Linked DNA regions of Mus musculus: regions 2, 3, 4, 5, 6 and 7 are each linked to region 1. The links are chromatin loops, found by intact Hi-C in ENCODE. Cell type or tissue: left cerebral cortex. All regions are shown on one strand. Region 1 overlaps Marcks (myristoylated alanine rich protein kinase C substrate). Region 2 has its middle 280 kb from the start of Gm46220. Region 3 has its middle 6.6 kb from the start of Gm31202. Region 4 has its middle 28 kb from the start of Rfpl4b. Region 5 has its middle 260 kb from the start of Gm31330. Region 6 has its middle 86 kb from the start of Gm40624. Region 7 has its middle 40 kb from the start of Hdac2.

Evidence for each region. Hi-C counts contacts between places; a loop is a spot of excess contacts. Peaks named below come from ENCODE experiments on the same cell type or tissue, not always from the same donor. Only the 100,000 strongest peaks of a DNase experiment are listed, where the experiment ranks them.
Region 2: it touches region 1 in a loop (2.6-fold over the local background); 13 of 42 quality-filtered maps call a loop at or near these places.
Region 3: a loop joins it to region 1, with 3 times the contacts of the local background. A loop is called at or near these places in 7 of 42 quality-filtered maps.
Region 4: it touches region 1 in a loop (5-fold over the local background); 8 of 42 quality-filtered maps call a loop at or near these places.
Region 5: it touches region 1 in a loop (2.6-fold over the local background); 2 of 42 quality-filtered maps call a loop at or near these places.
Region 6: a loop joins it to region 1, with 4 times the contacts of the local background. A loop is called at or near these places in 8 of 42 quality-filtered maps.
Region 7: a loop joins it to region 1, with 4 times the contacts of the local background. A loop is called at or near these places in 9 of 42 quality-filtered maps.

What each region holds. Positions count from the first base shown.
Region 1 is chr10:37,134,721-37,138,720 of GRCm38, forward strand. It overlaps Marcks (myristoylated alanine rich protein kinase C substrate), which reads right to left. Exons shown (of 2, transcript NM_008538.2): 1 at 3,714-4,000; 2 at 1-2,215. The coding sequence starts at 3,815. The coding sequence ends at 1,388. Among named protein-coding and RNA genes, the nearest start is that of Marcks, 2.2 kb to the right of the region's middle. In left cerebral cortex, a CTCF peak has its summit at 2,396 (motif pointing right); DNase peaks (open chromatin) are centred at 1,473, 1,886, 2,418, 3,178 and 1 more place; H3K4me3 peaks cover 4,000 bases; H3K27ac peaks cover 2,921 bases.
Region 2 is chr10:37,777,974-37,781,973 of GRCm38, forward strand. No RefSeq gene overlaps it. Among named protein-coding and RNA genes, the nearest start is that of Gm46220, 280 kb to the right of the region's middle. In left cerebral cortex, no CTCF peak of the experiment used is centred here; DNase peaks (open chromatin) are centred at 312 and 1,659.
Region 3 is chr10:37,355,749-37,359,748 of GRCm38, forward strand. No RefSeq gene overlaps it. Among named protein-coding and RNA genes, the nearest start is that of Gm31202, 6.6 kb to the right of the region's middle. In left cerebral cortex, a CTCF peak has its summit at 2,147; DNase peaks (open chromatin) are centred at 2,148 and 3,353.
Region 4 is chr10:38,847,535-38,851,534 of GRCm38, forward strand. No RefSeq gene overlaps it. Among named protein-coding and RNA genes, the nearest start is that of Rfpl4b, 28 kb to the left of the region's middle. In left cerebral cortex, a CTCF peak has its summit at 1,789 (motif pointing left); DNase peaks (open chromatin) are centred at 804 and 1,784.
Region 5 is chr10:37,690,605-37,694,604 of GRCm38, forward strand. No RefSeq gene overlaps it. Among named protein-coding and RNA genes, the nearest start is that of Gm31330, 260 kb to the left of the region's middle. In left cerebral cortex, no CTCF peak of the experiment used is centred here; a DNase peak (open chromatin) is centred at 1,538.
Region 6 is chr10:38,266,917-38,270,916 of GRCm38, forward strand. No RefSeq gene overlaps it. Among named protein-coding and RNA genes, the nearest start is that of Gm40624, 86 kb to the right of the region's middle. In left cerebral cortex, a CTCF peak has its summit at 2,419 (motif pointing left); no DNase peak of the experiment used is centred here.
Region 7 is chr10:37,012,541-37,016,540 of GRCm38, forward strand. No RefSeq gene overlaps it. Among named protein-coding and RNA genes, the nearest start is that of Hdac2, 40 kb to the left of the region's middle. In left cerebral cortex, a CTCF peak has its summit at 1,903 (motif pointing right); a DNase peak (open chromatin) is centred at 1,934.

The DNA of each region.
Region 1 (4,000 bases):
ACAGCCAAATGTACTTTTGATGGCATGCAAGGCCTTCCTAAAAAATTAATCTAAGACCTAGAAGTCAGCCTCAGAACATAAAAAAACACAACAAATTTGTACATTTTATTCACATTTATTTTTTTGCTTTTAGTGTGCTCACAGAAAATTAGAACACCTTAAGCAGGAGTTGAATAGCAATGCTTGTAAGCAACGTTACATTCCAGCTCTATGTCAAATTGGTCAAAGCTCCTCCAGTATTTACAAAACACGAGAGACGAGATGCTACACAAAACCATTGCATCTGAAGATCTGTTTCTCCTTTATTCTCAAAGACAACTGGAAAGGAAAGCATTGTCTGCTGTAATCAAAAAACATACCACAGTATAAACAGTAACCATTCCACGTATCACAGCTTGGTTGAGTTTAAAATTTTGTGTTTAAAAGGTCCAAGATGACTGCAGTTTTACAAAAATGGGCAGGGTGGAGACTTGCAAACTTCATGTGCTTCTGAAGGATATCAAGATTTGTTTTTATACAATAGTCACAGTTAAAAACACCCTGCTGGTAATACATAATTACACTTTATTAAGGTCATAAACCAGCAATAAACAATAAAGCCTATACAACTTGTAGTTCTACTTAATCACTGACTGGTACAGCTAACATGAGATAAGCAGGAAGTTCCTATGGTTTACATGAACTCCTAAGACTATGATCTTTTTTTTTTTTTTTAAATCTGGGTATTGGTGTTTTTATTTTTTTCTCTTTCCTTCTTATTCAAAACGTGTAGTGTTGTAAACCTGCCTCACAAAATACATCGTAATAATTTTTCTTTAAAAAAAAAAAGAAAGAAAGAAAGAAAGAAAGAAAGAAAGAAAGAAAGAAAGGACAAGAACCCTAAGCCTTTACACCCACCACCATTTTAGTGGCATATTATCTTGGCAATGTTATGCACTGCTTCAATTTCCCATAGTGGCCCCTATCACTTCATTTGTTATTCCTTTTGACCCACCCATCTCCTTCATATATGGGTATGTCTATAGATCTGACAAAGAAAGTTTACACTTTTTTAATAAAGATGCAAAGTATGCAAAAAACATTAATACTGATGCCAAAAAAAAAAAAAAAAAGTAAAAGTAAAGAAAGAAGGCAGAGGAAGCTGTCTAACACGTCCTCGGCCTGTCGGAATGGTGGAAACAACTATCTGAGATGGGATCTGTGGGGAAGGGGGCTTAAAAAAAACAAAAAACAAAAAATTTGCTGCTTAAAAAAAATGTGAAATTTAAAAAAAAATCTTTAAAATCAATCCCTGGTTGTAGACAAGTTCTCCAAAACCAGTACCTGGCACCACTCCAACAAACAAACTGGGGGGAAAAGTTCTTGAATTGCGTGAGGGCTCTGGAGCTTACTCGGCCGTTGGCGCGGGGGGCGCCTCCGGACTGCACTCGGGCTGCGGCTCCGGCGACGCGGCGGGGGCTGCGGACGCCGCGGCCTCGTCGGTGGCAGCGGGCGCCTCCTGCTCAGGCCCTGCGGCGGAGGACGCATCGCCCGCGGTGGCGCCGGGCGCGGGCTCCTCCGCCTTCTCCCCCGCCGCCTCCGACTGCTCCTCCGCCTGCGGCTCCTCCGCCGCGGGCTGCTCCGGCTGCTCCGGCTGCTCGGGCTCCGCCGCCTCGGCCTCCCGGGGCTCTCCGCCCGCCGCGCCCTCGGCGCCCGCCCCGCCTGCCTGCTCCCCGGGGGCCGCGGCCCCCTCGCCGCCCGCTGCGGCTGCAGCCTCGTCCTTGGCGCCTTCCGCGGTCGCTCCCTCTGCTTCAGCGCCCTCGCCCGACTCCTTCTTGCTCTTCTTGAAGGAGAAGCCGCTCAGCTTGAAGGACTTCTTGAAGGAAAAGCGCTTCTTTTTTTTTTTCGGGGTCTCGCTGCTGGGCGACGGCGCGGCCCCGTCCTCCGCCTTGGGCGACGACGTGGAGGAGGCGGACGCGCCCTCGGCCTCGGCGGCCGGGGAGCTGGGCTCGGCGGGCTCGGCCTCCGCAGCCTCCTTGTCGGCCGCGCCGGCGCCCGGCTCGGTGGCCGCGGCAGCCTCATCCTTTTCGGCCGCGGCGGGGGTCGCGGCACTGCCGCTCGCGGGCTCCTCCTTGTCGGCGGCCGGGGCGCTGCCGTTGGCTTGCAGCTCCTCCTTGGCGCCCGGCTCGGCGGCGGCGGGAGACGCGTCCCCGTTCACTTTTACGTGGCCATTCTCCTGCGGGGCAGAAAGAAAAAGACGGGGGCGTCACTCGGAGCGACCGACCCGCGCGGGGCAAGCTTCCGTGCCCGGCGGCCGGGGAGTGGACACAAGTCGCCCACATTCTGAGGCCTGCATCAGGTTCCCTTCCCTCCGCCTCGAGCAACGGGAGCTCCCGGGGCTGCGCGTTCCCGGGTGGCGCCGGCAGGGGGCGCTGCTCCTCCACCGCGCGGAGCGCAGCGGGGCGCGGGCGGGAGGGCGCCCAGGGGCGGGGCCACCCCACCCTGCCTAGCCGGGCCCTGCCCGCAGGCCGAGGCGCCCCCGAGCTGGGGATCGCGCAGCCCGGGAGTCCGCAAACAAAGCTCAGGTGGCTGCCCCGGTCGGCCTCTCCGAGGCTCGGCAACCAGCAGGGCTGGGGAAAACCCATTATGTCTGAAGTCTGGCCTCCGCTTCCACGCCCACCTTCGCCCATCATTCTGCAAATTGGGGTGCGCCCGGGCAGCTCCTTTTTGCATTTTTAACGGGTTTAAAGGCTCTTGACAGAGCACGTCTTGCCCCGGTAGGTTTAGAGCAGGCCTTTTTTTTTTTTTTTTTTTTTTTTTTTTTTTTTGGCTCTAGGAAAAGAGGCGTGGTGGGTGCTCGCTGTTTGGAAAGCAGCCACCCATGGCCGACCTCTTGAGCCCACCCAACCATGGCTCTCTGCCTGGGTCGCAGCAGCACTGAGGCAATCCTCGAGGGTGGCCAAGGTGCCACTCACACGAACAGTCCAGACCAAAACACCAGAACTGCTCCCTTCTTGGCAGGCAGGAAAGGGTCTTCAAAAACCCACTGAGAATTCCCACCACACCAGGATACCATTTGAAAAGTCATATGGGTGTGTAATTACACAGCTACCAAAGGGGGAGGGGAAGGGCCATCGCAAAGGCACTTGGAAAAGCTGCCTGTCCGGCTCTAACCAGCCACCTTTCCAAGAACCCGAGGCATACTGCCTCTGGATACAATAAGACAAGCCTTCTCAGCTTGCCTTTCTCCACCGCCATCCGCGTTGGCTCCCCCCTTCCTACACACACATACACACGCGCGCGCACACACACAACCACACCAGAAATCTCAAAGACGACCCAATCTCGACAATAAATACGTGAGCCACCCAAACACCACTGTGGCCCCAAATACAAATGCAACCTGGAGGGGCGTTGGGGGGGGGGTGCATCTAACTAGTCACGTTCAGCCAATCTCCAAACCACGCCATTTTAGACGATTTATCACTCTTCCTCCGGTCTACTCAAGAATTGGCCAGGATCCTTAGGAACCACTCCTTTGGGGTGGGGGTGGAGGGTACCCTTCCTATGAAAAATTGACAATTTAGGCTATCATTACCCATTCAACTTTCAGACTAGAATCTGGCTAGGCTCCCCTCCCTCGAATGCATCTCGGGCGCGACCAGAGGGAAGACGAGGCGTCCAGATTAGAGAAAGACACCCAAGAAATGCCAAGAACCACAGGTAGAATTTACCTGCCCATTTGCTTTGGAAGGCGACGAGGCCACAGCCGCCTCCCCGGGCCTCTCGGCGGTGGCTTCTCCCTTCGCTGCGGTCTTGGAGAACTGGGCACCCATGCTGGCTTCTTCAACAAAGAAACTCAACAGATCCAAGAGAGGAAACAAAGAGCCTTCGGTTGGTGTAACGACGGGGCGAGCAGCAGCAGCAGCAACAGCGGCGGCGGCACACACACCGGAGGGAGGGGGTGGGGGTGGCGAGGAGGACAGAAGAGACCCGATTAAATACTCCGGATAAAAAATTT
Region 2 (4,000 bases), 640 kb after region 1:
AAAGTTTTCCAAGACCCCATAAAGCAGATTCAATGGGATGAGATTCGAATCAGTGTTCAAGCAATGACCATTCATCTAGCTACACAGTACAAAATTTATCAACAATTTCAAAGGTGATACACTTATTGAAGGCCTTTTAGGGAAATTAGTTTTGGTGCTAATGAAATCAGTGCTCTTCTGATAACCCCAAGGCACATGGACAAGGTATATCCTGGAGACTTGTATGCAGCAGGGTTCAAAAGGAAGACAGTGAGTGACTTCTATTCTAGCAGCCCCCACAATAGCCACCCACTCTGTACATGTGAAAGCCTGCTAGCTCAGAGAGGCAGAGAAAGCAACCAGATCACCTTCCTCCACAGCCATCTGATGTCCCCAAAGAAAGCTACTTCTCCATACCATCTCAAAATACTCTTTAAACTCAATGTCTGCCCCCTCCTTCTATCTGTCTTTCAGACTCTCTCAATCTCTATGGGTTCTTTCTATGTTCGCTTCTGGTCAACTGGTTGACTGCTCTGCTGCTTGACTTTACTTAATCCTGTTTACAGTATTTAAGCATAAAGTTCTTGCACTAAAGGTGTGTACTGGGGCTGAACACACCACACTAGAAACAGGTTTTGCTAGCAAATAACATGATCTCGGAGTACACAGTGGGACCAAATATCTTGACACCAAAATTTCACCTTCTTTTATGTGACAAAGCCCTCAAAAATCTGTAATTCTGTTATTTGTCCACTAGTGTCTCTGTGTCTTCTTACTGTCTTTGGAGGTTTTCTTGTAACTTTTGGTCAGTGGGCATCAGCACACGTTATCGCATGGCTACCTCCATTTCTGAGTGAGTTATAGAAGTTTTACTTTCTCGGTATATTTCTCAAATTCTATTTTCTATAATTTTTCTCGATAAAATCAGACAGTTTTGTCATTATCCTCACACCTTTTACCATCTCCGTTTATTATGTCTTTGACAATATTCAACTCATGAGTTTATTTAATATATTTTATATCAGAGAGCTCTATATCCTCAAAGTAGTTATAGGTTTCTCAGAGCCTGGCTTGAACAAGACATTATTGTATGGTGATATGGGGAAATATAGCAGGAGGCTGAGCATCTCTGACCCTTATACAACATTTGGGGTACTAGAGAATGCTATTGTCTTCAAGTCCTATGGCAGTGTCCTCACCTAACTGCTTCTAAAATGATTTCCATGTGTTCACTTGCAGCAATGAGTTGATATTCCTGGAGCATCCTCCCTTCTGGATGGTTCGCTATAAAAAGTTCAGGAGTGTTCTGGCAGATTTATAATTGTACTTAATCAAAATGCCACTGTTATGGCCAGATGAGAATTTAAGCACCATACACACAGAGAAATCTGAGCCCTGTGTCTTTGCTGCTCTGTGGAGGACCAGAGATCTGAGAAGAGAAGAGAGTAAGTGGAACTTGGGTAAGTGGCTAGAGTTGTCAGAACAAGGGGGGAGGGTAATGCAGATATCATGCCATGTGCATGCATATGTGTACAATACATTAGGCAGCAGTGTTGTGATGATTCTTCACCACAGCCTTTTCCAGACACTCTGTAGGCAGTTCAATAGCTGCTTAGCTGCAGAACACTTAAAATTATGCACAGTTGAAATCTCTGTGAGCCACTCTCCTGGCTGCAGTCTGCAGGAGGGAGACATACAATACATTTGCTTCTCCCCATGCATTTTGACAAGTTTTTAAAAAAGGCATCAGGATAATGTTTGCATGCATTATGTAGCTAGAAGAATGAAAACCCCATTACAAGATCTGAAATTACTAGGCTCCCTTAACATGACATAAATCACGCCCATCTGACATCCCTACTTCAAGCTCTCATGTTGCAGGTACCAGGCAGAGTATGCAAATGAAGCTTTGCATCTTCTTGGCAGAGGACAAAACTCAAACAGCATGATTTAGAATGCAGCTACTTCTGATACCCAAAGATAGGAAAAACACACTGTTCTTTGTGGACTCACACTCATGCTTGGGTCTGTTTTAACTGCCAATGACCATAATAGCTTCATGGTGTCTTATTGATCAGAGGGTTTAATATCCTTATCTAATGGAGTACAGGCCATATGAGATGTTTATAACCCCGGCACCTCCTCTGAACAGTTAGTAATGTGCACTTGGCTATGTGTAATAGGACTCTAATTTCCCAGGGGAACCTGGCACATCCTATCAGGAAATGCTTTTACCATGATTTAGTAATGCTCTCACCAATCTGGAGTGGAATTGTCTTTATATGTGCATTTGCACACTTGATTGTTTAAAATTTGACTGGTTAAAATTTAATGATAATGGAGCATTCTTTTTCTTTAATTCCACGATGCACATTTATTTGTTTTATAAGGCTGCTATATCTGTTTAATTCTTTGAAACATCTTTTAATGGTGGTGTTACTGCCTTGGAAGTTCACATGATAAAGTAAACTACTTTAAGAGTGTATGTGCTCTTAATGAAACATAAAATCCAAATGCCAATTGGTTAAAATACTAAGAAATATAGTTTCTAATTTTACTTTTCTCAGGTTGACATTAGCCTAAAATTTCTTTTTAACATTTTCTTAATATTTATCTTCTTTTATCAAAAATACACTAATTAATAATCTAAGTGTGCACATCTTTATGTGTCTGTGTGTGTTTGAATGTGTGTATGTCTGTGAATGTTTGAATTGTATGATGTCTTGTTAACAAATACTAAGATTATTTTTATTTTAAAAGACTTTTAATAATAAAGAGAGAAGAGTATAGTACCAAAATTCTCCCTGAGCTATCTATTGACTTATTAAAAGTAAACATATAAATTGTTTTCATTGTTATAAAAGGCAAAGTTAGAGAAAAATAGCTACATTAAAATTTACTACATCACTTCAATCTCATTCTTCTTTAACTATTTTGTCTAATCATAAACAAAATAGAATTAAGTTCTGAGTTGTGCAATTTTGCATATGTGTATACATGCATAAATAGAGCTGAATACGTATGGACATGTACTTTTATATGTACATCTGCGATTGTGTGTTTGTTTGTGTGCTTTTATGTACATGATTGTGAATGCTGGATACATAAGGATGAGAATATAGTTGTATACGTGGATATCTGTATATGTGCATGTGTATTTGTGTATGTACATGTCTAGATATGTTAGTGTATTTATAAATGAAAGCATTTTGTGGAGATTACATTTTAGGGTAATTTTCAGGCTGTCATCAAGTTACTGAACTTATAATTATGTCCCTAGAATTTCCATAGTCACATGGAATGCAGAGGTCCTGTCTGTTCAGGACCTTAAAAATGCATCCTGCCTACAATATGTGTGAGAGAAAGATGGAATAGAGACTGAGGGAATGGCCAATCAATGATTGACCCAACCTGAGACCCATCCCATTAACAAGAACCAAACCCTGACACTGTTAATGATACTCTGCTATGTCTGCAGGCAGGAGCCAAATATAAATGTACTCTGAGAGTTCCATCTGTCAGGAGATGGAAACAGATGCAGAGACCCACAGCCAAACCTTAGGCAAAGTTCAGGGAGTCTTGTGGAAGAGTTGTGGGAAGGCTTGAGAGACGCAACAGGGATAAAGACTCCACTATGAACCTACAGAATTAACTAACATGGACCATTGGGGCCTCCCAGACACTGAACCACCAACCAAAGAGCAAACATGAACTACATTTAGGATCCTTGCATATATAGAGGAGATGTGCATCTTCATTTGGGTCCCAACAACTGGAGTAGCTGTGGCTGTCTACCTGTGGATCCTATTTCCCTAACTGGGCCACCTTGTCTGGTCTCAGTGAGGGAGTATATTCCTAGTCCTGCACTGACTTGATATCCTAGGGTAGGGGAGAATAACTATGGAGGGCCCTCCTCCTTCTCAAAGGAGGTAGGGAGAGGGGCTGTGTATGTGTCTGGGGTACCAGGAAGAGTGATGGGGCTGCAATTAGGATGTAAAGTGAATAAGTAAATAAATTAATA
Region 3 (4,000 bases), 220 kb after region 1:
GACTTGCTAGGATCTGAGTATATACATTCTTTCACCTGAGAAGCTGGAAATATTAACTCAAATGGTACAATCTAAATAAAAACAGATTGCTCAATATCAAGTAACTTACTTCACATGGGAAACCCAACCCAAATGGGAAGAAAAGGATCATAAAAATAACAATGTCTAGGAAGATTTTATTTCAAAATATAGTTCATGGCCTTATCTATTCACTCCTTTGTTTATTATTGATTGATTGATTGATAGACTCTGTCTTTAGGTTACAATTGCTATGAAGAGACAACATGACTAAGGCAACTTATCAAAGAAAGCATTTAATTGAGAGTTTGCTTACAATCTCAGAGGGTTAGACTATGTTCATCATGGTAGGGAGGCAGGCAGGCATGTGCTGGAGCAGTAGCAGAGCACTTGCATCTGATTCACAAGATGGAGAGAAAGAGAGAGAGAGAGAGAGAGAGAGAGAGAGAGAGAGAGAGAGAGAGAGAGACATGAAGTGGGCTTTTGAAGCCCCAGAGTCCACCTCCAGTGACACACTTCTTCCAACAAGGCCATAACTCCTAATGCTTCCCAAACAGTTCCACTGACTGGGAACCAAACATTCAAATACATGAGCCTATGGGGACTTTTCTGAGTCAAACCTGTGGCAGGATTTTCCCTCTCCAATTACATTAAAATTTTAGTGCAGCAGGAGGCCTGTGATTGGACAGGGAAAAGGGAGGTATAGCTAAGAGTTGAGAGATGGGATGGAGGGAGAGACAGGAAGCAAGATCTATGGACAGGATGATGCAGAACCATCATGGCTTTGAATAGCCATGGGTAGATATGCTACTATATTGGGATAAAATAATTGGGGTAACTTGACTAATCTAGGTGGGCAGCTTGTATCAGTATCAATTGGCACAGAAATTATTGTGTGGCCATCTTGTGAATTGAGAATTTATTGATATATAAATCTTACTGGTTAATTATAAGCTTCAAGACTTTTGTTTTACTGTGTTACTGGAATATGGTACCACAGACCATAGGGGTTTGTGGTTTTAGGAACAAGCCACTGAGGCAAGCGAACTGGAGCTAGGAAGACTGCAATCAATTGCTGCATGGGGCTAGCCATGGAGGCAGTGGGGTTGGCGGGGTAGAGAGTAGCCGGACTTAGTGCGAAAACTTGTTCTCTTTTAATGTTTCCTGCAATACACACCACTATAGGTTCTTACCAGACAGTGTAGTCTAATCTTGAACATACAATCCTCCTGCCGTAGCTGCTAGAATGCTGGGATTATAGGCATGTACCTCCATTCCTGACATTGCTTTAAAACAAAACAGAAAAAAAAAAAAAAAAGGTCATTTCCACTGCTTTATTTGAAAATCCATGGTAGCCAAGGATGGTGGTTCGTGACTTTAATCCCATTGAGTGGCACAGTCAAGATTTCTGTTCATTTGAGGTCAGCCTGATCTACATAGCAGGACAATCATGGGAGAGCACAGTCAGCAGCACCAGTGAATGGGAAAAGATATTGAAGCCTTTCTGCTCTGGTCTTTGACCACGTGCCCAGACCACCACAATCCTACCATTTGAGATACACCACCACAAACACAGTGAAACTATGTACCTAGGGAGAAAACGGCACATGCTGTGGATGGAGGAAAGCCTGAGCACTCTTCATTTTTAAGAGCTGCCAAGCTTTGCTGCTGGCTAATGTTTACATTCACAGAGGAATGTGATTGTAATATTGAGCTCATGCCTCTGGAATGTGCATTTTAATAAGAGAAATGCAGGCTCCAGTGTGATATCTCCATGTCAAGTTTTGCGTACATGAATGCACATACAGACACACACATACACACACACAGAGGCACACACGGAGGTAGGCAAACCTGTGATGTTTTCCAGCTTAAACGGTTGAGAGTTTTTAATTAAATGCAAAGACTAACACTTATCGTGCAGAAGGAGAGGATCTAAGCCTGCAGTGTTTGCAGCCACAAGGGATACCCAGTGTGCATGGGCCATTTTTGAACACTGAAGGAGACAGAAGTACCTCAGGATCAGCTGCAGCATCAACAAATCCCAGTGACCTAGATTCAGCTATAGATAATGAACTGGTGGCCTGTGTAGCTAGCTCTGTACCAACAGCCTGTCTGCAGTTCCATGGGCTGCCTGGCAAACAGCGCTGATCCATTTCACCATGACAACCTTGGCTGCTCTACTAAAGGCTGTGTGCAGGGAAATGCTCACTGTCAGCATTGTAAAGATTCCAAAAATTAAGTTTACTCAGATTTTTTTTTTAAATACACATCTCAAAAATCCAACTAAAAAGACATTCTTTAACAGTGTTGGAAGAGCTGGAGAAGGCAGATGTGCACAAGTGTTAGCCTTCTCTAAGCCTTACATTATCAGCAAAATGATCAACATTATGTCTTACTCAGCCAACGGCATCATGATAAACGTGCATCTAACCAAAATGAACGAGTCACTCTCTGAAAGAGAGAATGTACAAGTCAAAAGCCTAAGGAGTTATCTCCCACTGCTACACATATTCTGATCTTTTAAAATAGAAAATATGGAATCAAATAATTTCACAATAAGTAAATGGAAGGGTTTAAGTGGATTTACTAGAGCCTTGCCTCGGAGTTAATGTGTGCAGAATTGAGTTTCATTGGAGAACGACACTAGTATGCCCCTTGGGGGGGCGGGGGAATGGGTCTGTGCTTTGGTAAAGGAATTCCATTTAGGGAGAGCAATTTAGGAAAATCAGGCCCTGGTATGTGCACATGATCACATTAAAATGTTACCTCGGCTTGTCTGATGAAAACCACAGCCCCAAAGTGATCGCATTTGCAGACCTTTATACTGAACACCATGTGCTGAACTCAGCATCCCCTTTTTGTTGAGTTAGTTCAGGAAGGTAAATCTTAGAACCTCCTGCACTGTTGCTGTTTTGTGCACAGGAAAGGGAGTCACAGCAGGCTAAAGAATGGCTCAGGGCTTATTACCAAGGCTGTAGCTCAGGCCTGAGACAGAGAGTATATTTACTCAGGTAGAGTAGATTAACATGTGAGTTTTGTTTGTTTATTTTAGGAACAGTGTCTCACTTTGTAGCTTAGGTGTGCTAGGTAGGTTTTGTTTGTTTATTTGATTTTGTTCCGTTTTGTTTTGGTTTGGTTTTGGTCAACTTCATATAAGATAGGCTTACTTGGGAAGAAGAAGCCTCATTTAAGAAAATGCATTCACCAGATTGGCCTATAGGAGTCTGTAGGGGGCATTTTCATGATTAATGATTGGTCTGTGAGGACCTAACCCACTGTGGGCAGTGCCACCCCTGGGCAAGTGGTCATAGATTGTATAAATAACAAGCTGAGCAAGCCATCTAGAGTAAGCCAGCAAACAGGGTTCCTCCTCAGCTTCTGTTTCAGTTCCTGCCCCAACTTCCCTCAGCCATAGACTATGATCAGAACACTTAAGCCAAACAAATCTTTTCTTCCATGAGTTGGTCTTGGTTTTTTATTACAGCAAAACAAGCAACTAGGGCACCAGGTCAGCCTTGAGCATGCTACATAAGCCAGGTACTTCCCCTTTGAAGGAAGGGAGTGAGAAAAATCATCAACAGTTTAGGAAAAGCAACACAAGGCAATTTAGGGGAACCTACAAGGAAAACAATAGCATAGCCTGGAAAGATAGATCATTCACTCTCTTCTTTAATGGCAGAGATTGCAGCAACATCCCCCTCAAGTCTTCAGCTGCTAGAAAGATTTTCTTCTTCCCACAGCTGCCTTCTGTCCCAATCCCCATGTCTCCTGGTGAGCTAGAACCAATCTCTATCATGTGTCAGAAGACCGCCTTCCTTTTAGAGAAGTGTCTAGCTCTGTTTTCAGCTGTGTGACTGTTGTTTTTCACCCCATGTCCCACTGTCAGTGAATGATGTGTTAGGTTATCTAAATATGTAATACCTTGTTGTAGATCAACCAGTATTTCCAAAACAATAAACACTGAAATGCATCAAACATG
Region 4 (4,000 bases), 1.7 Mb after region 1:
CTTGCCATCATTTAGAGGAAGAAAAATGGATCAAAAGTGAATGTGGGCTGGAGGATGGGTTCACTTGCTGGTCTTGCAGAGGACCAGGGTTCAATTCTCAGCACCCATGTGGCAGCACGCAACTGTCCAGTAAGACTAATGCCCTCCATAGTACAAATATGAACTCATCGGCCTAACACTTATAAATATAAAATAATAAAATAAGCTCGGGGTGGTAACACAAACCTTTAGTCTCAGCCCTCAAGACACAGAGAATGGAGAATCTCCATGAGTTCAAGGCTACCCTGATCTACAGAGTAAGCCCCAAGAAAGCCAGGACTACATAGAGAGACCCTGCTTCAAAAACAAAGAAATAATAATAATAATAATAATAATAATCTATTTTAAATATCTATAAGGATGACTATGGGATTTCTGAGATAGGTTCAGAGTCTCAAGAATAAAATTTGATTTTACAGAGGTGTCAGTGAGCTAAGTACTTCTGTAGCAACCATAGTCCCAAAGGTCAGGAGAGGGATTTGGAATAGCCATGGACTTAGAGGTGATTAGCAGATAAACAAAACTAATATCTGGGAGTCAAGGACTGAGATGGCCCATTAAAAAGCAATGTGAAAGAAGGAAGGGAGGGGCTTAGACAGAAAACAGCAACATCTAAAGGAAAGGAGGAAGTAAACGTATTGTGAAGTCTGTGCGCCAGGCCTTGAGAAGAAAGCTCTCTGCAGCCAACCACACCACTCTTCCTTCCGAAAGCTCTAGTGAACTCAAGCAATTCTGATAATACTCAGTGGGTTGACCTAACTAGGCCAGGCTCAGATGCCAGCATAGTGAATAAAGCCAGGAAAAGCCAATGTGAGACTTCCAGGAGCCCCAGAAATTGGACAGAGATCTAAAACCTAAATGGACAAAAACAAGTGGGAAAATAAATGTTATGTGGCAAGTGAAAAGGATGGCGGGCCACACACACTGCAAACAGAAGTAAGAGCAGCTCCTCCAGTCTGAGGACGCAGCTCCAGACAGGAGGGAAGGTGTGAGGGTGCCTGTGTGTCCAGTAGAGCACAGTTCTCACGCAACATCTCTCCTTTCCCCTCATAACTATTATTAGTTTAAAGACGTTTTATAAGTATCTGCTGCTTCACTGAGTCAGACTTCCTTGACAAATATTTAGTAATGAACATTGTATTAGAAAGGACTTCATTGCTTTATCATTACTGAATGGACATAATAACAGTTTTAATAATCTTTTGCAAAATTATCTCAAGTCCCTATATCTTCTGGGGGACAAAATTTTAACTATGTTAAGGTGACTAAGTAATTATCAAATTTTAGGGTAACTAGTATGTAAAAATAGCTATGTGTGTGTGTGTATATATATCCCCACCTATACATTCATTTCAAGATTTTTTCACCCCCCAATGCTAAAAATGCAAACTATAAAGTCTTAATATAGAGAGAACTTTGTTGTGGAATGTCCAGAATGCTTACTCATAGATTAACCAGAGAGATACGGTTTTAATTAAATTAATAAACTTGTGTGAAGTGTGAAGAGGGCAGTGTATGAGGTGACTAGGAGATCATGCCGGGCATTAAAAGGGAGTTTTAAAATGTAATTGTTTTTCAGGATTAGATTAAATAAGCTTAATGGTCTTTGGTGTCAGAGGCAATTAGAAAACAACAGTTTACTGCTTCAGTTAAAAGTGATTTCTAAGACTTCTAACCTCTTCTCCCTGGGTGTCAGTTGCCTCTCCCGACGGAGTCACCTGGGAATCTGTGTGGCAGGGCGCCATCTACTGTGCACCTTTAGAACTGCGGCTTCCGACTTTCTTTGTGAGGCTTGGTCCTCTGGGTGAGGACAGCAATGATTTTCCTTGAGAGCTTTTACAAGTGCTATTTTTAAAAAAAAAAAAAGAAAGAAACAAATTAAAGATTACCGTGGATGCATTCAGATCCATAGGATTCAGATTTGAACAATTAAATTAGACAAGAAGTTTCCTTGCTGTGTGGAAATCAGTTTGTAAAACTGGTGATTACATTCTTGGCATCGCTGAGAACAGACAAACATTCTGGAGGTTGTTTTCCTTTTTAATCAAATCCCAAAGCATACAATTCTAATTAAGATGTCTGAATTATGTATTGTACAAGAAAGAGGAATATTCATGTAGGCTTGTTTTATTTATAAAAGAATGTTTGCATGACTCTCTTCTGCTACGGTCAGACATCAATTATTTAAAGTCAAGCCTTACATTTGGCCCAGTCTCTCCTTCTTTAATGTTAGTACCTAACTTCCAGCCAGTCTTCTGCAACAATGATGCCACAGAAGAGGAGAGATGCATGATACTGAACCATCACAGGAAGCGTTTTAGCTGAGCTTGGAAACAGTACAGATAAACAAAGCAAGAAATTTTGATGGGATGCATAGTACATCCAACTCACCAAATCACCAGAACTACCCGATGTTGGAAGCCGACACGGGGCTCACATGAACCAGGTTTCACCTGGGAGGCAAGCGGGAGCTGAAAAGACAAGGGAACTAGGCAATGGAGCTAAGTCAAGATTCCTGATCAAAGCTCAAATGTTCAATGGCAAATGCACTTATAAACGGAGTTGGGGGGGGGGCATTCCTGCCAATTCATTCTTGGAGCCTGGAACCAGCTGCAGGTGACAACAACGCTGCAGGATAGGGTGCAGTCTCCGGAATAGCTCAGAGGCCTCTCAGCAGGTAGCAGTGGCTGAACAATAGAGTGATCTAGGGAGGAAGGCTCCACCCTAGGTAATCTCCTTAGTGGCAGCAAGGTCAAGTTCTGGCTCAGCCTGCTTGGAGGCTGGGGGAGGCTACAACCGGAGTCTCTGGTGGTCTTCAAGATAATATAGCTGTTTGCAAGCCATGTCTTGTGTACACAGGCACAGGTACATAATAATGCTGAGCTATTGCCTGCCAGCCAAGGCTAGAGAAGCTCTATGCATTAAGAGTTTGAATGTCAGCCAGGCGTGGTGGCGCACGCCTTTAATCCCAGCACTCAGGAGGCAGAGGCAGGTGGATTTCTGAGTTCGAGAAGAAGAAGAAGAAGAAGAAGAAGAAGAAGAAGAAGAAGAAGAAGAAGAAGAAGAAGAAGAAGAAGACGACACCAGAGTCTTGATGGGCATGGGGAAAAGAGGGCACAGGTTGAGGGAAAGAGGAAGAAACGGGTGTCTTGGATGGCAAGGGGAAAAGAGGAGAGAATAAAAAGGTCCTCAAAAAGAGGTAGGTGTTCCTCTGCTCACTCTTGGTCTTATCCTTAGTCTTCTCCTCTGAAGATTGAGGGGACTCTTTAAAGACACAATTTCATGAGTAACAAGAATGCATTCCAAAAATATAGCTGTCTTTTGCTAACTTGTCAAATGAGAATCTCTTAACACAGTTAAAACACTGAATTAACACATGGAGGATAACTAAAATCCTTAACCTCCCTTAGAAAGATTGCAAATCCAAGCTTATATGGGGTATATAGGTCTGGTATTATTTTCACTAAGACTAGGAGGGTTTGAGAAAATGGTGGTAAAATTGTGTACTGAATGCCATTCAGTGGTGGCAAGGCTGAAGTCAGACCTATACCATAATGTGGTTTTCCACTGAAGCTACTTGGCAACCATCAGACACATTCTAACATTCAATTCCTTGATTAGGTCAATGTCAGATATTTGCTCTGTTGACTTATTATTATAAATTTAGTAGTAAAATTAGAGGTTTTATTAAATTTAAGTTAGAAGTAAATTAAAACTACAAGTTCAGTATTGGAGATGAGAGTCTGGTTTCCAGGAATCTCTTTCTAACTATGTGGACCCAGGGCAATGTATTTAACCTTTCAGACTAATTCTCTCCAGATGTAAACTGGGAGTCAAGAAATTATAGAGATGTAAGAAATAGCATGTGTGAAGGATTGATGGTTCTAGCATGTAGATGCCTCCCTAGTTACCACAGTGGTTACATGGAAGATGGGGAATTTATCTCTGCATCTCATACATT
Region 5 (4,000 bases), 560 kb after region 1:
CATGAGGTTAGATACTAGGATTCCTTTGACTAAACTAATCCTGGAAAATGAATCTTTATGTTAGATGATATTTTCTAGGTGGATCCTAGAATGAGATTTTTAAGTATAGGTGTCCTTACAAGTATCATTACAACAAATTATACAATTAAATATTAACATTATGAACGTTTTTAAATTTTTAAACCTCCCCTCTGTGTGTGCGTGTGTGTGTGTTGCATAAATGTGAATGTAGGTACATTAATGACACAGTGAGTGTGTAGAGGTCAGAGGACAACTTTGTGGAGTCAGTTCCCTCCTTCCACCTTTGCGTGGATTCATATGACCAAACCCAGTTACTGAACCATCAGCTATATACTGGAAATCAGCACTCTATCAATAAAACAGGAGATGTGCAATCCATTAGAACTGTTATTACTTTATTGATAAGTGACTAACAGAACTTCCTTTTCCCTTGGCCTTAGCTTCTGTGACACTACATGCTAGTCAAATACATCTGTGGTCACACATCTGAGATTTGGGGTTGACATATGGATGTTTCTTCTGTTTTCTAAGTCATATATTCGTTGCTACATGGGGAAGTTCTTTTGCAGGCTGCCCATATTTCACAAGCTTGGCCATCTGGATACCTGCAAACATTTTCTGGGAGGAGCTCCTACTTCCTAGAGCCAGGACTCATTGCCTTGGTCAACTCCCCCTACCCTCTTAGCCTGACAAAGAGGATAGTAAGATTGCATGGCAAAGGTTCCTACCCGAATCAGACCCAAACATCAAAGGAAAATTTTCACTGAAAACATTCTCTATGCTTTTTTATTTTTTTTTGTAAATCTTAATCTTTTCCTTTTCCATTATAATATATATAGAGATAGATATTGATGGTTTCTGGTTTGAGAGAATGCCATCTCTATGACTGACATGAAATGGCTTTTATAAAACTTTTATCCTGATCTTATAGTAATGTGTTCCTTGGAGAGAGTACTGAATTAGGTGGAAATGCTGTTAGTGTGCTTAACATTATATTGTCTTTGTGCTTCAGTGTTTCTGGGCCCTGGACTCTATTTTCAACCATGCTACATTATAGCATTATATCATCACAGGGGAAACTCGTGATTTTCCCAAAGGTCTTTAACACTAGTGGTTAATTTAGTGATTATATCTGTGAAAGATAAAGATGTAAGGACATAATCCTCCTTGTAGACAGAATTGCATTTTTACACTCCCCGATATTTAGAAGGATTGACTTATGTTACTTTGGTTCTGGCTATGTGATCATAGTCCAGCTACTCAGGATTCAGGGAGGCAAGGCCATTGTCCCCTCACTAACAGTGAGTTAGAAACAATGCTCCACCGTTGTGTTAGCTATTTGCAGAAGCAAATGAGCTTATAAAATCAGCTTAATAAACTCTCAAACTGATGCAAAGTTAACATTGGTCATTTGGCAATTGGATTGAAATTCAACTCACAAACAGTACCTTGGCTGCAATCAATGCTTATGAAAAGCACGAGCAGTTTGTGCAAACCCTGCTGTGCTTGGCAACTCTGCTCCTCAGCTGTGACTCCCAGGCATAATAAATGCATTGGTTTGAATTCTCCTGCTTCTTGTATGTGAGGTTTGTCTAGAGCTCATTCAGATTCAAGATGCACTTTAAGACAGAGTTAAGGGAGGAACTGAAGAACAGAAGAAAATCTTCTATTTCAAATTTGCTTATTGAGGTCCAGAGCCACCAGGCTGCTGATATAGATGGACATAGATCAGAAAGGAAAATAATATTGTTTGAAGGAGTTTAGACTTCACCTCTAGGAATAATAAAGGCCTTAGCAGTCAGCACTAGTTGGAAGCTACCCCCTTTCTGGATTTGTTTCTAAAATATAGTGGGGATTATTATTTCATTGCAATCACAGTTTGTCCAACTCTTTGAAGCCTTGGAAAGGGTACTGCAATAGTACAGCTATACTCCAGATCCATATTTATGAAAACAATATTTAAAAATTCCTTGTGTTCATTCACCTAGGAGTTAGCAATGGTATGGCTCTCAACTTGTCTGGGCCAAGACAGGAAAAGGAACTGGTTGGTTACTTTTGTTGTCATGTAGGTTCAGAGTAAAGAGAGAGTTACTGACCTAGAAAAAACCAACCCAACCCAACCCAATCCAAACCAAACCAACCCAACCCAAACCAAACCAAACCAAACCAAACCAAACCAAACCAAAAGGAACTGAATTCCATGGTCATATTATCAGTAGGACATACTCATCTATCATGAAGCTTGCCTGAAGCAGTGCTTTCTAGTCATGAAGGCCATTATATTTATGGGGGTGGGATGGAGGAATTCAACACAGATTTTACCCTGAAATGCTGAGACAGGGAATGATGCCTTTCTTCTTAAGTCATCTTCCTTTCCAAAATCTGCCCCTGACCTGCCTTGCCAGCCACAGAGAAATTTGTGCTGTAGTGGAGAAAGATAAAAGTCTGCCCAAGGGTCTGACTCATCATGCTTTAAATTTGTACTTCTATTTCAAAAGGGGCCCAACATGTAATTCCAGACAGCTTTTAAAAACATGTTGAATGTACTGAAGAATAAACAGCAGCAGAGTTGAAGTTCTGAAGCTAGGAGGTCCTGTGCTGTCTCTGCATCTTTTTTTATGTTTTTATGGTTTGTTTGTTTGCTTATTTTTACAGCAATGGTCATATGGTAATCTTGTTTTATTTTCGTGTCTTTTCAAGGCAGTTCTGAACTGAGAATACCAAGATTATTCAAGTCCTGTACTAATCTTTCAATCTTGTTATTGTTGTTTTTTTTTTGTGTGTGGCTGTTGTTGTTCTTGTTGATGATGATACTATTTATTCACTTCACATTCCATTCACTGACCCCTTCCAGTCATCACTTCCCACAGTCCTTCCTCCATCCTCCCTCCCTTTGATGTACCTAGGTAGCCCATAGGTACATCAAGTCTCTGCAAAGTTAGGTGCTATCACTTCTAATTTACTCATATGCACCTGAACTTAGAATTGAATAAACTGGAGATCTTTGCAAGAATGATCTTCTCCAAGTCTGGTGACTTTGATGTCAGACCTGAGTATTTTCCTTGCAGTACTGTGCCTCTCTTCTGTGACTGTAATATCCACATCACCCAGGCTTCCTCCTTGGTTATCAGTCTCATATTTACCTCTAAGATCTTGACAGACTTCTTTTTAACAGGTTCAACTTAAATGGATCTGAATAAAAATAAGCTGTAAGCATACATGAAATTACCATAGTAAGCTCACAATTCTTTTCAACTATGACACATTAAAAATTATTTCTTAAAAATAAACTCTTCACACCTTATAAACACAAGCCAGACCATTAAGAAATATATTAACAGATAGGGAGTAAGGTATATAAAAGGATAGTTTAAAGAGTATGCCCTATTGATTTTTATTCAAGTTTGTACTATAAAATTGGGTGAACGTGAAGACTATCTTCAGTTATAAAAAGGACATATTGCCAAAGGGAGGAAAAGTCTCAGCACCCATTAGGCAGTAGGTTTTATGTAAGGCAATATTACAGGAACGAATGCTCTGAGAGAATTGTGTTTCATTTGTCAGCATTGGAATTGTGTCTGTTTACAGTGAGCGTGGTCATGGTTACCCAGTGGTCTGTGTTCACACAGTTCCTTGGAAGTTAGAAATGTTGAACTGAAATTACCATTTCTTTCAGCAGGATCCCCAGGCACAAAATCTCTTATTGCCATCTAGCAGCCGTTGTTCCTGTCTAAGCTTCTGAGGAAATTTGCAAACATCATCCAGTTGCCTCCTTTGGTAATTATAGAGCCTCAAAGTGCTGGAAAGAGGTAGCATTTAATAACACACATTACAAACGCCGGGCAGTACAAACACTGCTTAAAGCACACCACTGCAAAGAGAGCTGCACAGTGGGATGCTCCTATTAATCAGAATGAATTTAATGCACGTGCTTATGCCAACTGTAAAAAGGTTACAAACAACAGCAGGAGAGGCAATA
Region 6 (4,000 bases), 1.1 Mb after region 1:
GTGGCTCTTAAACAATGCAGAAAGATTCTTAAAATTATTTTCTTTTATGAGTCACAGGCATTTGTACATCTACGTGGGTATCTATGATGTTTCAGTATATGTATACACTGTGGAGAGTGATAGTGTGTGGAAGACACCTTGTGAAGTGCAATAAGCCAGGCATAGAAATATATATGAGTCCCCATGATCTACATTATATCACCCATTTGTGGAATCTGAAAATGCTAATGCTGTTGAAGTTAAAAAAAAATTAAAGTAAAAAACAAAAGCAGAATACTAGAGTCTCACTCGCTGTATAATTTTAAGGACAGTACTTCACTACCCCCAAGCCACCATTTCTGGACAATTATGTGGCAGAGCTGAAGACTAGAACTCTTTGGGCATCTGATGCAATTTCATTTTTTCATAGTACTAGTTCTGTTAAGTATCTAAACTTCAAGGATGGTGTGTTTTTCTGCTACTCTGACTGGCTAGTCTTCTCCTCCAGAGTGGGAGGTTCCCAAGCCATTCAAGACTCACCTCAAAAGAGCTCTGCAATGGTCATCAATATCTGTTTGAAGAGTGTGTTGCTATAGTAGTCTTGTAATAAAACAGAACATATTAATGTAGAATTAGATACTTTTATTTTATGGGAGCACCGCTAACCATTTGAATGTCTGGTAAAACTTCAAAGAACCATAGGTAATAGGATGCTTTTATTCCCCCAGAGAAATATCATTCCTTTAAACATCGTTCCTGGGCATGTTCTAGAAATAAGATTGTATTGGCATGCTCATGTTAACAAAGGCAGAGAATCTCTAGGTCTTCTGGAACATTAATTTCTTAGAAAACAAAGAATACTTTTTTGTAAGCAGAAAACACCTCAAAATACTTTCTAATCTGTATATAAAAACTCACCTACTACAGATCACTAATTCCAAATTAGAGAGGCAGTTTTGTCCTCCAAGAGACATTTTAAAATATCTGGATTTTGTTTTCTTTTCACAAACTGGATAGAGTGGATAGAAAAAGCAAACAAGTCTTTACATAATTGCCCAATAGTATCTCTCATGTCAAACTATAAGCAGGAGCACTCAAAAGGCTTTCCTTTGTAAATTACAGGTAATGTTGTGCATCTACAAGGGTACTCTAGAAATTTTTCTTTGTTCTTAATTCTACAGCACTTAATTTTTTTTTAACTTCCAAGAATATGTAAGTAAAGTAAGTCCTTATGCAGGACTTACTTTTATTCTTGTGCCTAACTTATTGAACTTGGTCTCCAGACACTGACATTGGCCAATTGCTTTTGTATAGAGACTGGAGATATTGTTAAACACCTTAAAACACACACACCAGTCCTCCACAGCAAGGAAATAGCTCTTCATGGATTGGCAAGGTTGCATTCAGAAGCCGTGCTGTTGGTCACAACTAGAAAAAAAAATCTTGCTGGCATATGCAATAGTGTCTGGGTTTAGTGGTTGTATATGGGATGGATTCCTGGTGGGGCAGTCTCTGGATGGTCCTTCCTTCTGTCTCAACTCCGAACTTTGTCTCTGTAACTCCTTCCATGGGTATTTTGTTCCCTATTCTAAGGAGGAATGAATTATCCACACTTTGGTCTTCCTTCTTCTTGAGTTTCATGTGTTTTGCAAATTGTATCTTGGATATTCTAAGTTTCTGTGCTAATATCCACTCATCAGTGAGTGCTTATCATGTGTGTTCTTTTGTGATTGGGTTACCTCACTCAGGATGATATTCTCCAGATCCATCCATTTGCCTAAGAGTTTCATAAACTCATTGTTTTTAATAGCTGAGTAGTACTCCATTGTGTAAATGTACTACATTTTCTGTATCCATTCCTCTGTTGAGGGACATCTGGGTTCTTTCCAGCTTTTCTGGCTATTATAAATAATGCTGCTATGAACATATTGGATTTAACATTTAAATTCTCAAATGAATTAGTTCTATTATCTGTTAAACAACATTTTCTTACAGGGCCTGTGTATTGGATTGTCTTACAACACAGACTTGTGTCTTCATGTTACTAATATAACTCCAGAGGTTCAGCTAAGAAAGCTCGTTCATGCCTCATGTGACACTCTTTTGTTCACTGTGTCAGTCAGGTTTGCCAAGGGTTTTAGGAAAGATGAAATAAGAGTGAAAGGGTATTGAATGTAATATTAAAAGTCGGTTGTGCATGTCTATATTTTCAAGTTTATTCAGTAACTTTTCTTGTTTTGTTCCTTATTACTTAGATGTAATCAGGTTTATTTTCGACTGTTGGTTTTTTTGGTTTTTGTTTTTGTTTTTTGGTTTTTGTGTTTGTTGTTGTTGTTTGTTTTTGTTTTTCATTTTCTGAGGTAATCTCAAATCAGTATCTGGGCAAACCATAATGGAAACATGTTAGTGGATCTATCCTTATTCTTGCAAGACTGTAGCACCACCTGCAGGGAGCCAGAGGCACACTACTATTATCTAGCAAGTATGGGTATACAGTGTGCTTGACATAAAAGGAGAAACAGACCAATCTAGAAAACTAAATCAAGGAAAAGATGAAGAAGAAGAAGAAGAAGAAGAAGAAGAAGAAGAAGAAGAAGAAGAAGAAGAAGAAGAAGAAGAAGAAGAAGAAGAAGAAGAAGAAGACCAAGAGAAATGTTTGTATTTTGCAACACATTTAAGAAATGAGCATTATCGAATTGCTCTGGCTAATACTTCAAGTACTATGTTGAAAAGGTAGGGAGAAAGTGGGCAGCCTTGTCTAGTCCCTGATTTTAGTGGGATTGCTTCCAGCTTCTCTCCATTTACTTTGATGTTGGCTACTGGTTTGCTGTAGATTGCTTTTATCATGTTTAGGTATTGGCCTTGAATTCCTGATCTTTCCAGAACTTTTATCATGAATGGGTGTTGGATCTTGTCAAATGCTTTTTCTGCATCTAACGAGATGATCATGTGGTTTTTGTCGTTAAGTTTGTTTATATAATGGATTACATTGATGGATTTTCGTATATTAAACCATCCCTGCATCCCTGGAATAAAACCTACTTGGTCAGGATGGATGATTGCTTTAATGTGTTCTTGGATTCGGTTAGCGAGAATTTTATTAAGAATTTTTGCATCGATGTTCATAAGAGAAATTGGTCTGAAGTTCTCTATCTTTGTTGGATCTTTCTGTGGTTTAGGTATCAGAGTAATAGTGGCTTCATAAAATGAGTTGGGTAGAATACCTTCTACTTCTATCTTGTGAAAAAGTTTGTGCAGAACTGGAGTTAGATCTTCTTTGAAGGTCTGATAGAACTCTGCACTAAACCCGTCTGGTCCTGGGCTTTTTTTGGCTGGGAGACTATTAATAACTGCTTCTATTTCTTTAGGGGATATGGGACTGTTTAGAAGGTCAACTTGATCCTGATTCAACTTTGGTACCTGGTATCTGTCCAGAAATTTGTCCATTTCGTCCAGGTTTTCCAGTTTTGTTGAGTATAGCCTTTTGTAGAAGGATCTGATGGTGTTTTGGATTTCTTCAGGATCTGTTGTTATGTCTCCCTTTTCATTTCTGATTTTGTTAATTAGGATTTTGTCCCTGTGCCCTTTAGTGAGTCTAGCTAAGGGTTTATCTATCTTGTTGATTTTCTCAAAGAACCAACTCCTCGTTTGGTTAATTCTTTGAATAGTTCTTCTTGTTTCCACTTGGTTGATTTCACCCCTGAGTTTGATTATTTCCTGCCGTCTACTCCTCTTGGGTGAATTTGCTTCCTTTTTTTCTAGAGCTTTTAGATGTGTTGTCAAGCTGCTAGTATGTGCTCTCTCCCGTTTTTTCTTGAAGGCACTCATAGCTATGAGTTTCCCTCTTAGAAATGCTTTCATTGTGTCCCAAAGGTTTGGGTACGTTGTGGCTTCATTTTCATTAAACTCTAAAAAGTCTTTAATTTCTTTCTTTATTCCTTCCTTGACCAAGGTATCATTGAGAAGAGTGTTGTTCAGTTTCCATGTGAATGTTGGCTTTCTGTTATTTATTTTGTTATTG
Region 7 (4,000 bases), 120 kb before region 1:
TAGTGCAGACCTAATTCAAATAGACCTAATTCCAATCCTCCTCAAACTATTCCACAAAATAGAAACAGAAGGTACTCTACCCAATTCATTTTATGAAACCATAATTACTCTGATACCTAAACCACATAAACATACAACAAAGAAAGGGAACTTCAGACCAATTTCCCTTATGAATAGCAAAACAAAAATACTCATTAAAATTCTTGCAAACCAAATCCAAGAACTCATCAAAAACATCATCCATCATGATCAAGTATGCTTCATCCCAGGATGCAGGGATGGTTTAATAAAGAGAAATCCATCAACATAATCCACTATATAAACAAACTCAAAGTCAAAAAACACATGATCATCTTGTTAGATGCTGAGAAAGTATTTGACAAAATTCAACATCTATTCATGTCTTGGAACGATCAGGAATTCAAGATCAATACCTAAACAAAATAAAAGCAATATACAGCAAACCAGTAGCCAACATCAAATTAAATGGAGAGAAACTTGAAGCAATCCCAATAAAGTCAGGGACTAGACAGGCTGCCCACTTTCTCCCTATCTACTCAAGATAGTTCTTGAAATCCTAGCCAGAGCAATTAGATACAAATTGGAAAGGAAGAAGTCAAAATATCACTATATGCAGATGATATGATATAAGTGACCCTAATATATATATATATATATATATATATATATATATATATATATCCCTAAAAATTCCACCAGGTAACTCCTAAATCTGATAAACAGCTTCAGTGCAGTAGCTGGATATAAAATTAACTCAAACAAGTCAATGGCCTTTCTCTACACAAAGCATAAACAGGCCGAGAAAGAAATTAGGGAAACAACACCCTTCTCAATAGTCACAAATAATATAAAATACCTTGGTGTGACTCTAACTAAGGAAGTGAAAGATCTGTATGATAAGAACTTCAAGTCTTTGAAGAAAGAAATCAAAGAAGATCTCAGAAGATGGAAAGATCTCCCATGCTCATGGATTGGTAGGATTAATATTTTTAAAAAGGCTGTCTTGCTGAAAGCAATCTACAGATTCAATGCAATCTCCATCAAAATTGCAACTCTATTCTTCACAGAGTTAGAAAGGGCAATTTGCAAATTCATCTGGATTAACAGAAAACCTTGGATAGCAAAAACTCTTCTCAACAATAAAAGAACCTCTGGTAGGGGCTGGTGAGATGGCTCAGCAGGTAAGAGTACCCGACTGCTCTTCCAAAGGTCCTGAGTTCAAATCCCAGCAATCACATGTTAGCTCACAACCATCCGTAATGAAATCTGACTCCCTCTTCTGGTGTGTCTGAAGACAGCTACAGTGTACCTACATATAAAAATAAATAAATCTTAAAAAAAAAAAGAACCTCTGGTGGAATCACCATGCCTAACCTCAAGTTGTACTACAGAGCAATTGTAATAAAAACTGCATGGTATCCGTACAGAAAATGTCATTCTGATTGTTATTTAAAATGAGAACGAGATGTTTCCTGTTGGGTTCATTGTGATATTCAAGTAAATGGCTATGTAATGCAGCTAACAAGGTAAGAAGGCAAAGGGTTGTGGAATGGTGTGAGAAAAATGTCGTCCACTTCAGGTGTTTTTATCAATATCAGATGGGATGATTTCAAGCTTTTGTTGAATTTGATGCTTTCTGATTTCATATCAACAGATAATGGTACATACAGAAGCAGTCTTCCAAGGCTTCGTTTCCTGGAGGAAATGAATAAATTTTGGCAAGCTTATAGAAATACTAATTTCCTCGTATTTGACTAATTATAATCTTAAGGAAAAGATGGTCAAGTGGGTCAAGGAAAATGATTACTGTTTATGGTCATAGTAATGTAAATGTTAGAGTGGGAAATTCACAGCCTTCTAAGCTGCTCTGTTGCTTGTCTACTATGCTGCCGCAAGATGGCAGTGTCTCCCTATAGAACAAGGGTTGAAGAGTGTATGTTTTCCAGTAGTCAGTTGTTTAAACACACAGAAGCACAGTGCTAAGGAGCTTCTTTCTTTTCTAGATCTGAGGATATAACCCAGACCTTGCAAGGAAAGTGCCCAACCACGCAACTGAATCCCCAACCCAAGATTCTTTTGAATGTATAGTTTAATTTGGGTTACTGATGGAGGTTTTTCTGTAAATGAGATAATTTTTACACTAATTTCCAAGTTTATATCCATAAAGCACTGTGTCTGATAGCAAATCGCTATTTGAGAATTTTGTAGTTGGAAGTAGAGTAGAACCGCATATTAGAGTTGAAGGAATTTTTATTTTGGCCAGATGTAGAACATGTTAATATACATAATGGAGAGTGGAGAGCTGTCTTCCAGGAACTCAAGTAATATGGTGAAATTGAGATTTAAGGGAACTGGAACACTGTCCCACGGCTGCTGTTTCTGAATCTTTGAATAGAGTTATGAGTGAGGGGTGGGAGGGTGCCTGCCACCAACCAAGCACAAGGCCTGGTTTAGGCTCCGGAGCTCCATAGTCTGGACTGAATAAATGAGGGCGCAGTCTTGATGATAGTCTATTTGTTCATAGTAATTTAAGAGTATTTTATTCTAAATATTGAAAATGGGTGTATGACTTATATGATGTTATATTTTTTTTTTAAATAACAAAGAACCCCCCCCCCCACACACACACACACACATACAAAGTTATTAGCAGATAACAAGGCTGTTCTGCCTTGTGTCCAGTGCTTTGTGTTTAGGAACAAGGCGAACAAACTATGACTGTAACCTAAGTCTATATTTTTAAGTTGTGATGTGTTGGGTTTATTGATAAGTTTCTAGCATCAGTTGTGTATTATCTAACACGTCACCTTTTTCTCTCTTCAGAATTCAATATTTCAAGGGTCACTTCTCAGCCATGTGGCACTCAAAACTCAGAGCTCAAACACTAGCTGTTCACTGAGCCTGCCTGCTCAGTGCAGGTGCGGAGAGGCAGTGAATGTCATCAAAACCAAGCTGGGTGAGATGCCTCCTGTGCTACTCGGCGCTCAGGAGGGTGGACAGAAAAATCAAGTTCCAGGACAGCCTAGGACACAGTAAGCCCCTGACCCAAAACAATAAGCAAACACACAAACCGCGCTTCTACTTGACAAAGGCCTCTTTCTTCCAGAGAGGAAGCCACCAGGAGCCAGCAAAACCAACCACCGATTTGAAAAAAATGAGAAGCCCAACCTCACACTCACAATCCTTCTGCCTCAGCCTCCTGCACCAGCTCGATTTTTTTTTTTTTTTTAACTTACACTTAATGCTACAGGCTGTGTGAGAAAGTCATGTCATACCAACTACTCAAGCAACCCACCCTGGGTAAAGGTCAGGAGCACCCACCTCACGTGTATTTCAGAAGTCTTTTTCTTATTTAAAAGGCTAGAGCTGGGTGTGGTGGCAGGCACATGCCTTGAGTCCTAGCACCTGGGAGGCAGACACCTGTGGATCTCTCTGAGTTCAAGGCAAGGCTAGCCTGCTTTACAAAGCCAGTTCCAGATCAGCCAGAGATATGTACAGAGACTCCACCTCAAAATAAACAAACAGATAATATAATATAATACAATATAATATAATGTAATAAACATGATATACAATAGGCTGGATTTCAGGTAGCTTATAACCACCTGTAACTCCAGCCCTGGGAGTTGATGCTCTCTCCTGAACTCTGCATGCACCTGTAAACACATGTGCACAGACTCATTCAAGACCCACACAGACATTTATAATTAAAATAACTCTGTAAAACCACTTAAGGGGACAAAGTTCTTACATCTGTCTTCCCCTCGTCCTAGTTTAGCACCTACCGCCTAACATTGTTGCACTGGGGGTGAAGTGTCCAAGGCATGCCCTTTAGCTGATAACTAGGAATGTGTTCCCACCACTCCCTGCCTTATACAGAGCCTGACAAACCAGATTCCTTTCTGGACTTTAAGTCCTCATTAGTCCAGAGAGCCAATCTGGTTTGTCACAGTTGGATTTAAAGATGAAATGCTTTTGC